Linked DNA regions of Homo sapiens: region 2 is linked to region 1. A link is a loop called in an ENCODE intact Hi-C map of the cell type or tissue named here. Cell type or tissue: ascending aorta. All regions are shown on one strand. Each heading gives the region's core, and the rest is flanking DNA. Links, peaks and the distances in the headings are about the cores only. Region 1 overlaps UBAP2 (ubiquitin associated protein 2). Region 2 overlaps UBE2R2 (ubiquitin conjugating enzyme E2 R2).

Region 1 (5,351 bases), core at 352-5,351:
GGGGCCGCAGTGAGCACTGAGCACAGAGCCTCTCACCTTAAGGGAGCCTGGGTGGTTACATCATTGCCTGCCTGCTCAGCCTTGAGACTTGGGCCCAAGCGCCAGGCCAGGCTCTCCCCAGCACCCTCCTCCTCTGCCTCCAGATCCATGTGTCCTGGCTTTTCTTTTGCCAGCATGCCAGTGTGGAGAGCGCCTCTTCCCACCAGTCCTCAGCCACCTTCTCCACGGCAGCGACCTCCGTCTCAAGTTCCGCATCCTCAGGCGCCAGCCTGTCCAGTAGCATGAACACCGCGAACAGCCTCTGTCTGGGTGGGACCCCCGCGAGTGCATCCAGCAGCAGTAGCAGGGCCGCGCCCTTGGTGACCTCAGGTATTTGCTCCAGAGGCCTTTCCTGCCCACCCCTGAGCCCCTCAAAGGTGCCTGCTTGGCGTCCCAGGAAGGCAGTGCAGGTGTCAGGAGAGTCTCAGGCCCGCCGAGTGCGCTGCGTGTTCCACTGACCTTGAGGCCCAATCTCCCCACCCCTGATGGGGATGAATTCTTCCTTGCAGGATTCCTGGCCTCTGCGTGCTTCTAGCTTTTCAGTCTTTCCTCTTTGTTCTTTCCTGGAGCCGAGTTGACATTGTGACTTGGAGGGGCCAGGGATGACTTATGGTGGGCTCCACGACTGCAGACCTAGGCTGTCTGTAGGCCCAGCAGACTATGATTTGATGGTCGCTGCTAAAACCGACTTCGAACTCAGCCTGTCCCTCTCCTGGCACTGCATGGCTTCCTTGCCCTCTTTGGAGGAGGCAGATTCTTTTTATATTTCTCTTTGCTCAGTGCAGTGGGACCTTAGGGACTGGGGGAAAGGGGCTGCTTTTGTCTGGGCCCGGAACTCTCTGACGTTGAAACAACCTCAGTGTGGTGGCCGGGCTTTCTGTCTCCCCTTCACTGCTTTGTAGAATGACCCTCTGCCTCATTCGGCCACTGCCCTTCTTTGAACCCATCTGGGGTAGCTCAGTGACTGTGCCTCCTCCTGAAGCAGCTGAGGACTCTCACTCTTTGTGGTGACCATTTCACTCCATTTGATTTTTCCCTCTATACAGGCAAAGCACCCCCAAACTTACCTCAGGGGGTGCCTCCCCTGCTGCACAACCAGTACCTCGTAGGTCCCGGAGGACTGCTTCCTGCCTACCCGGTGAGTGTATGGCGGAACTCCTGGCCTGCCCAGCTCCCCTGGCCTCGGGGGCTGGCACCTGGCAGGAACCTGGCGTTGGGCCCAGGTTGCCCACCTTGAGCTGCCCTTCCATCCCTGAGCACCCCCGTCTCTGCCCCACTGAGCCCTGGTGGTCTTCTTCCATCTAGACTCCGTGAAGGCAGGATCTGTTCCCGTAACAGCTAATCCAGATCCCATTCCCGGGTGTGTTAGAGCCCCCCAACCTTGTTTTGACTCCTAGATGGACCTGGGCTTCCCAGGGTGTGGTATGTGGTTCCTAAAATACACTTTCTGGTTCTCACACAGATCTATGGCTATGACGAGCTCCAGATGCTGCAGTCACGGCTGCCAGTGGTGAGTGGGGTATGGACTGGTCGGAGCAGAGGGTTCAGAATCTTTTACATGTCCCCCCTCTTATGGTCTTGGCTGCCACACTCTCTGGCCCTTAGGATCCTCTGCCTGAGGAACCTCTCAGCACCACTACTGAGAAAGCTGTTTTCATCTGGCGGTTGTGCCAGGCGTGACCATAGCTTTAGCACAGAGTATCCAGTGCTCATCCCTGGGAAACATGAAGGCCTTTGGGACCTGGGGCCCTGGTAGGCCATGTCCCCTGTTAAATGTTGGTCCTTATCTTCCCTCCTCCATCTTGTTTTCTCTCTCTTTTTTAAAAAGAAAAACCATATGACACAAGACATGGAGGTTGCTTACGTGGCCCTGGAGTTTTATACTGTCTTCCTCTTCCTCAGAGTACCATATAGTGTCTTTGGTCTGAGATGGCCAGTGACTGCTCTTCTGCAATCAGCTGAGTGAGTGGCTTGAGCTGATGGTCTTTAAGGTCTCTTCTGGGTCTGGCCTCCCATCTAGATTTGTGAGAATGCCTGCCCTGGGACGTCCCTGGTGGTTGCAGCCTTACTCTGAGACCAGGGTTGCCTCTTTCTTCTGACCGTTGGTGCCAGAATGCAGTGTGGGCCTTTCCTGGGATAGCCACATGAACAGAACTGTGGGGACAGAGGGGAATAGGCCCGCTCCTTGCCCTGCCCATGGGCAGGACTTCCTCCTGGGAGCCACTGTCTTCTTGCTCTGCCATTTCCCAGGGCACTTGTCAGAGAGTTGCAGGCAGTTTGGACACCACCTCTGCTGGATACAGTCTTTCCTGTTGCTGGAGGAAGAGGCTTTCTCCCTTGTGCAGTGATGCCTTCTTCCCCGTGGGTGTTGCTCCCTTCTCTGCTGCACCACAAAGAGCTGACGGAGCTGCTCTTGTTTCAGAAGAGTAGCCCTTTCCACTGGCTGGCCGTATTTCCAGAAGCAGAGGCCTAGCCTGGGAGCGGAGCGGCTTCTCCCCACTGTGCAAACCAGCAGCCCTTTAATCTGCCGGCCAAAGGCCCAAACTGCAGGAGGTGGTGCTGAGCCCCGGGATTCATTCTGCTTCAGGGGCTCTCCGTGGTCTCCACACTTATTCACAGCACTCTTTTGGCTTTTATCACTTTGTGCCTTAGAGAAAACACCCTCTGGAGCCCACCTTTTGAGATATGTTGCTCTTTCTATCCCTCGGGTTGTTTGTTCACCTCTGCTGCTTGTGAGCCTAGTTCCTGCCTGGAGAATTCTCGTGTTCTGTGAAAGTGCTCCCCCTTCTGGGCTTTCTCTGCTCCCGTCCTCAGTTGTGCAGCTCTGTGTGTTCCCAGCTCTGCCTCTTCCGGGGGTTCTAGGCTGCTATGGGTTTCCGGGAGGTTTCCTGGAGGGTGTGAGTGCCATTCCCAGCCAGGATGGCTCCTTTCTGGGATCGGGCACAGCCCAAGGGCTTTGCCTTTCCTCAGGGGCCAGGTGTGTCCAGGAGTGCGAGGCCCTGGATGGTGAGTGAGGGTCAGGTCAGACCTCCCCTCCTCCACGAAGCTCCACTGTGCTTTGCCGTCTCTGTCTCCACACTTTGTTGTATCTGCCATACTTCCCCCAAGTCCTGGGCCAGGGGTGTCCAATGTTTTGGCTTCCTTGGGCCACATTGAAAGAATAATTGTCTTGGGCCACACATAAAATACACTAACATTAAAGATAGCTGATGAGCTTAAAAAAATTGCAAACAAATTTCATGTTTTAAGAAAGACGAATTTGTGTTGGGCCACATTCAAAGCTGTCATGGGCCGTGGGTTGGACAAGCTTGTCCTAGGCCATGTCAGTGTTTTGAGAGCAGTGTAGGTGGTGACAGGCCAGTTCTGGGCTTCACCTGGGGTCCTGCTTATTCCCGTGCCTACCTGGCACTGCCCCCTGTCCCCCCTTAAACCTTTCAGGCCCCTGCACTTCTGTTGCCTCCTTTTTCAGGTCTGCTCTGTTTAGTCAGCTTTCCTAGCTGCTCTAGTCTCTCACACAGAAAAGCCAGCGAAGTTGGTTCAGCCCGAGGCATTCACACAAGCACCTGCCTGTGGTGTCAAATGGATGTGTGAGGCTTGGTCTCCAGCAGCTCTGCCTGGTGAAGCTGCAGGGTTGGCCGGTCTGTGTGCTTATGTGTTAGGCAGGCCGCCTAGTTGCACACTCTTCCGAGGGGCACCATTTACTTGGCGTTCCCTGGGACTGCTGGCTCTCAGGCATGGAGTCTGTTTCAGGAGTGTGGCGTCACCACTTCCATGTGCTGGTTCTGCTCTCCTGGGAGTCAAGCAGGGCCAGTCGCTGATCAAGCCTCCCTGGTCTCTCCTAGGACTACTATGGAATTCCCTTTGCTGCACCCACAGCGCTTGCCAGCCGAGATGGGAGCCTAGCTAATAATCCATATCCAGGTGAGTTTGCTCAATGGATGAGGAGTAGCCCGGGGCCGGCCTAGCGCGAACTCCAGGAGCTGGGAAGCAGCAACAGCAAGCTGAGAGAGGCCTCTTAGTAGCCTGTGCTGAGCTGGCAGCCAGACCTGTTCCTGTTTGCAGAAGCCAGTGTGGCCTTTCTCTGGTTGGAGGAAGGGCAGTGGCTGGAGTCAGTGCTCTTTCCTAGGTGATGTCACAAAGTTTGGCCGTGGGGACTCTGCATCCCCTGCACCCGCTACCACACCAGCTCAGCCACAGCAGAGCCAATCACAGACCCACCACACAGCCCAGCAGCCCTTCGTGAATCCTGCACTGCCACCTGGCTATAGCTACACTGGTCTTCCCTACTACACAGGCATGCCCAGTGCCTTCCAGTATGGCCCCACCATGTTTGTGAGTATTTCAGAGGGTGTGACTGTGTCTCCTGGCCTTGGGTTGCTGGCAGGTGGAAACCTGGGACCTATCTTCCAGCAGGGAGGGAGGGTTGTGATTCCACTCCGTCTTACCTGGTCTTCAGAAACTGTTCAGGCTGGGGACAAGGTCACTTTTCCCCTGCTGTGTTTAGATCCAGCATGTGTTGCACTAATGAAAACACAGGTCCCCTGTGGTTGTGGGTATGTCACCTGCTGCCTTAGGCTCTGGCAGGGGTACCTGACCAGCCTCAGCTTGCCTCTTCCTACACTAATACCTCATCTGCTTGCCCCCCCAGGTCCCTCCAGCCTCAGCCAAGCAACATGGGGTGAACCTCAGCACTCCCACACCTCCCTTCCAGCAGGCCAGTGGTTATGGCCAGCACGGCTACAGTACAGGTGAGGGGTACTTCCCAGACAGAGACACATGGGGTTAGACAGGCTTGCCTGGCTCACACTTGCCTCTTGTACCCTGCCACGCTAGGTTATGACGACCTGACCCAGGGGACAGCAGCAGGAGACTACTCCAAAGGTGGCTATGCTGGATCATCGCAGGCACCAAACAAGTCTGCAGGTTCTGGGCCTGGCAAAGGTAGTGTTTACCTCTCCTTTCCAGGATAAGGCCTGGAGTGGTGGGCTCCTGCCTGATCCCCTCTCAGGCAGGGCAACCCCTGAGTGATCCTGGAGGTGGGGAGCCTGGAGCTGGGAACAACTGCTGTGGGGAACAACTGCTTTTCCTCCTAGGAGTATCAGTGTCTTCAAGCACCACTGGTCTACCTGATATGACTGGTTCTGTCTACAATAAGACACAGGTGAGGGACAAAGGTGGGTTGGGTGTATAGGTTTTTGAGAGGTTACAGCCCAACCTGACCTTCACCATTGTCTTCTTTGCCCTGTAGACTTTTGACAAGCAGGGATTTCATGCAGGGACGCCTCCACCTTTCAGCCTGCCCTCGGTCTTGG
Region 2 (5,373 bases), core at 90-5,089, 57 kb after region 1:
TTAATTAAAAGACAGGCATGCAAATAAATGATTACAAATTAAGTGCCTCAAATGAAATCTCTACTAGTTGCTTAAAGAGCACAGTGAAATAAATGCCTAATTCTGGCTGAGACATTCAGGTAAAATTTACAAAGGGGTACTACTTGAGCCAAGTATTGAGGCCAAGGTGAAAGGGACCTTACAGGCAAAGGGAAAAATAATGCAGAAAGGCTTACACATGTGAGCAAAGACAGAGGCAGTTGGAATAAACACAAAACGTATTTTTGAGACACACAGGAAGTATAGTCAATGAGACTCTGTAATTGATTTAATATTGGGATTGAGGAGAAAGAAAAATTCAAGGACAACTCTCAGTTTTCTATATTGAGGAAATAAGTGAACAATGACAGATCCAAGTAGTGATAAATAATACTCATTAAGTGCTTACTATATGTCAGCCATTGAGCTAACTGTATCACTTCACTCAGTTGTGAAATTAACAGTTAAGAAAATATAGACATAAATGCATATGACCTATTTATTGAGGAGTAGATAATTTTCCAGTCATCTATGACTACCAAAAAGCATTTTCCCATTTATCATTTTGTCTTCTTGAACCACTTTATTTCCTGGGGTTCTCCAATTTCACTGTCTCCTAATGCTCTAACTTTTCTACTCACTCGTTCTCATACTTCTTGGCTCCTCCCAAGATCCTCTTTTTAATTTAATGTACCCTCATCATAACTTTCCTTGGTTTCCTATTCTCCCCAAACATAGTACATTATAAAAATAAAAGCCGGGCATGGTAACTCACGCCTGTAATCTCACCATTTTGGGAGGCCGAGGTGGGCAGATCACCTGAGGTCAGGAGTTCGAGACCAGCCTGGCCAACTTGGTGAAACCCCATCTCTACTAAAAATACAAAAATTAGCTGGGAATGGTGGCATGAGCCTGTAATTCCAGCTACTGAGGAGTCTGAGGCAGGAGAATCGCTTGAACCCAGGAGGCAGAGGTGGCAATGAGCCGAGAGTGTGCCACTGCACTCCAGCCTAGGTGACAAAGCGAGATTCGATCTCAAAAAAATAAAAATAAGGCTGGGCACAGTGGCTCATGCCTGTAATCTCAGCACTTTGGAAGGCCAAGGCGGGTGGATCACGAGGTCAGGACTTCAAGACCAGACTGACCAATATAGTGAAACCTAGTCTCTACTAAAAATACAAAAATTAGCTGGGTGTGGTAGCACATTCCTGTAATCCCAGCTACTCAGGAGACTGAGGCAGGAGAATCGCTTGAACCCAGGAGGCGGATGTTTCGGTGAGCCGAGATCGCGCCATTGCACTCCAGCCTGGGCAACAAGAGCGAAACTCCATCTCAAAAAAATAAAAAAACAAAAACAAAACAAAAAATAATTTAAAAATAAAAAATATCTAGGCAAAGATGTACCCTAAAATGCATAAGCAAAAAGTCATTAAAAAACATTATGTCCCGGCCAGGCACGGTGGCTCACACCTGTAATCCCAGCACTTTGGGAGGCTGAGGTGGGCAGATCACCTGAGGTCAGGAGTTCCAGACGAGCCTGGCCAACATGGTGAAAACCCCGTCTCTACTAAATATACAAAATTAGCCGGGTGTGGTGGTGGGCACCTGTAATTCCAGCTACTAGGGAGGCTGAAACAGGAGAATCACTTGAACCCGGGAGGCCTCAGAGATTGCAGTGAGCTGAGACTGCACCATTACACTCCAGCCTGGGCAACAAGAGCGAAACTCTGTCTCAAAATAAATAAATAAATAAATAAATAAATAAATAAATAAAACATTGTATATGTAACTATGTAAAACCAAGTATAAACTGACTTGGAGCAAAATTTAGGTAACCCCCAATGTGCAGTATTAAATAAGTTTTGTTATCCTACTAATTATTTTCAGATGGAATTTCAGCAATGACAAAAAAAATTACATGTTTTTGTTTGTTTTGAGACAGGGTCTCTTGCCCTGGCGGGAGTACAGTGGCACAATCTGGGCTCACTGCAGCCTCGACCTCCCGGGCTCAAGCAATCCTCCTACCTCAGCCTCCCAAGCAGCTAGGACTAGAGGCCTGCACCACCACACCCAACTAGTTTTTTTCATTTTTAGTAGAGACAGGATTCTGCCATATTGCCCAGGCTGGTCTTGAGCTCCCAAGCTCAAGCAATCCACCCACCCCAGTCTCCCAAAGTGCTGAGATTATAGGCGTGAGCCACCATGCCTGGCCAAAAAACAATTACATATGAATAATGAAATATATCCCAATTATTCCTGCTACCTATTTATTAACATACTATTAAGTAGGTGAAAAAGTTTCCTAGTCCTAAATACAATTGTACTTGGTAATAGCTCAGCTGATGGCAAATGTAGTGGTTACTGTTGTATTTGGATTTGTGCCTGGATTTAGTGTGAAATGAGGATATTCCCACTGCTGAGTTTTTCTGCTACGTCATCAGATCACATCTGCCATAGGATATGTTTCCAACATAACATCAGCAAAAGCAATCAAGACATATTTTTTGGGGGGAGGGTAGAGCAGGTTTTCATTTTTCCAAAAATTGCACCAAGGTAAAGCAAAGCTCTAGCTGAGGCGGGAGTGTTGTGTAGGCATTAGCAGTGCTGCCCTTGTTATGCAATCCTTGGACAGCAGCGCAACCCCAAGAAAAGGGTGGTTAAAACATGCTTTCTTATTAACTTGCTCAAAGTGTCAAAAGTCTGCCAACTACAAATCTTTAAAATGTTCAATAATAGTATGTGGGAAAAAAAAGTGTGTGTACACACACACATCCCCCCTAGTAAGGCTATATAATGTGCTGCAGGTTTTAAGGTCAAACTGACAGAAAGGCTGGGATCCTGGCTAAGCCCCACCCTTAAGTTTGTCCTAAGTGAAAACAGCTGACCCTATTTTTCAGCCCAAATGTTGCCTTTTTGGCCTGCCCCGCCCCTATCCTGTGCCCATAAAAAGACTTCAGCTGGCAGAGCAACACAAGCGGCTGAGTGTCAAGGATACAAGCAGCTGAGCATAGGAAAAATTCGGCTATCTTCAGACAGTGCGGCTTCGGAGAGGGGCCTGCCAGAGACAGCCCAGCTTCAGGGAAAGATCACCTTCCCATCCCCTTTCCAGCCTCCCTTTCCGCTGAGAGCCACCCACTGCTCAATAAAGTCTTCTGCATTCATCACCTTTCAAACAGTTCGTGTGAGCTGATTCTTCCTGGACACCGAACAAGAACAGGGTGCTGAGAGGACAGGGGCCACCATCCTGACTGACCCTCCACTGAGGTGGCTGGCACTTGGCAGGCCCTGTCTTGCTCTGTTACCCAGGCTGGAGTATCGTGGCACGATCTCAGCTCACTGTAGCCTCTACCTCCCAGGTTCAAGCAATTCTCCTGCCTCAGCCTCCCAAGTAGCTGGGAGTACAGGCGCATACCACCATGCCCAGCTAATTTTGGATTCAGGAGGCTGAGGAAGGAGAATGGCGTGTACCCAGGAAGCAGAGCTTGCAGTGAGCAAAAGACTTGAACAGGCATTTCACAAAAGAGGATATCTAAATGCCAGTAAATAAATTCAGTTAATATGGTGTTCAACATCATTAGTCATCAAGGAAATGCAAATTAAAAGCAAAATACCTAAAATGAAAAAGACTAGCAAAGATGCAAAACTACCATAACTCTCATATAGCGCTTATAGGAATGCAGAACAGGTACAACCAGCTTAGAAAACTGGCAATCTTACTACACCTGTACATATATGTAGCCTAAGGTTCAAAAAGTCCACTCCTTAATAAATATTTTCACCAAAATACAAAAACTGAAATGTTCATAAATAGGAATATACATACAGACAAAATCTGAAACTACCCAAATGACCCTCAATAGGAGAATGGATGAAGTGGAAGAGTCATTTATAGATTACTACCTAGCATGAGAACAAATGATCTACAACTACACATAATGTGGGTAAATCACATCAACATATATGACAAAGAAGCCTGACACAAAAGAGATTCAAAAAATAAAAAAAATTATGGCCGGGCACGGTGGTTCACGCTTGTAATCCCAGCACTTTTGGAGGCCGAGGCGGGCAGATCACAAGGTCAGCAGATTGAGACTGAAATGGTGAATTTTATGTTATATATACTTTACCACCAAAAAAACCAGGAATATTTAGGACATTGGAGGGGACAAAAGTTTTAAAATAGGACACAAAAAGTAATATCCATAAAAGAAAACATTGATAATTCTGATTTTATTAAAACCAAGAACTTCTGTTTCATCGAAAAAATCATTAAAACAGGGAACAAGCAAGCCACAGAGTGGAAGAAGTTATTCACAATACATGTATGTGGATTCACATACACAATCCAACAAATGATTTAATATGCACAGTATATAAAGAACTCCTATGAATAAAGAGTATGACTCTATTATGAAATTCAAGAATAAGCAAAATTAATTCATACTGTTAGAAATTAGGATAGGGATTATCCTGGGAGATGGGAAGATGGTTCTGTAAGAGAACACAAGAAAGGGCTTCTTGTAGTACTGGCAATTTTCTTTTTTCATGATCTGAAGACTAGATATACAGATGCCCCAGTGTGTGAAAATCCACCAACTGCTATATTTATGACACATACAACTTTCTACCTTCACATGTTTTGATCAAATTAAAAATGTTGGCTGGGTGCGGTGACTCACGCCTGTAATCCCAGTACTTTGGGAAGCCTAGGCGGGTGGATCGCCTGAAGTCAGGAGTTCGAGATCAGCCTGACCAACAAGGTGAAACTCCGTCTCTACTAAAAATACAAAAATTAGCCAGGCGTGGTGGCAGGCACCTGTAGTCCCAGCTACTCGGGAGGCTGAGACAGGAGAACTGCTTGAACCTGGGAGGTGGAGGTTGCAGTGAGCTGAGATCATGCCACTGCACTCCAGCCTGGGTGAGGGAGCAAGACTCTGTCTCAAAAAAAAAAAAAAGTTAATTACATTTCAGTTAAGTATGATAACCATGTGTATTTAAAGAGATTTTATACTCTGTCAGAGTTCAGGGATGAATTACTGATAAGCACATTAGAAAACTAAATGTGAGCCGGGCACCAGTGACTCACGCCTGTAATCTCAGCACTTTGGGAGGCTGAGGTGGGTGGATCACCTGAGGTCAGGAGTTCGAGACTAGCCTGGCCAACATGGTGAAGCCCCATCTGTACTAAAAATTCAAAAATTAGCCGAGTGTGGTGGTGGGCACCCGTAATCCTAGCTACTCAGGAGGCTGAGGCAGGACAATCACTAGAACCTGGGACGTGGAAGTTACAGTGAGCCGACATCACTCCACTGCACTCTAGCCTGGGCAACAAGAGTGAGACTCCATCTCAAAAAA

Evidence for each region. Peaks named below come from ENCODE experiments on the same cell type or tissue, not always from the same donor. Only the 100,000 strongest peaks of a DNase experiment are listed, where the experiment ranks them.
Region 2: it touches region 1 in a loop (2.8-fold over the local background); 7 of 110 quality-filtered maps call a loop at or near these places.

What each region holds. Positions count from the first base shown.
Region 1 is chr9:33,922,815-33,928,165 of GRCh38, reverse strand. UBAP2 (ubiquitin associated protein 2) reads left to right here. Exons shown (of 29, transcript NM_001370062.2): 20 at 174-369; 21 at 1,086-1,177; 22 at 1,502-1,549; 23 at 3,882-3,960; 24 at 4,166-4,371; 25 at 4,688-4,787; 26 at 4,873-4,980; 27 at 5,133-5,200; 28 at 5,288-5,351. Among named protein-coding and RNA genes, the nearest start is that of SNORD121B, 8.9 kb to the left of the region's middle. RefSeq lists enhancers at 1-733, 2,811-3,050. In ascending aorta, for the core only: a CTCF peak has its summit at 2,833 (motif pointing left); DNase peaks (open chromatin) are centred at 2,870 and 3,792; H3K27ac peaks cover 2,420 bases.
Region 2 is chr9:33,865,843-33,871,215 of GRCh38, reverse strand. The region is part of intron 1 of UBE2R2 (ubiquitin conjugating enzyme E2 R2); the gene reads right to left. It also overlaps the pseudogene RNU4ATAC11P. Among named protein-coding and RNA genes, the nearest start is that of UBE2R2-AS1, 50 kb to the right of the region's middle. In ascending aorta, for the core only: no CTCF peak of the experiment used is centred there; DNase peaks (open chromatin) are centred at 2,620 and 2,946; H3K4me3 peaks cover 1,420 bases; H3K27ac peaks cover 1,657 bases.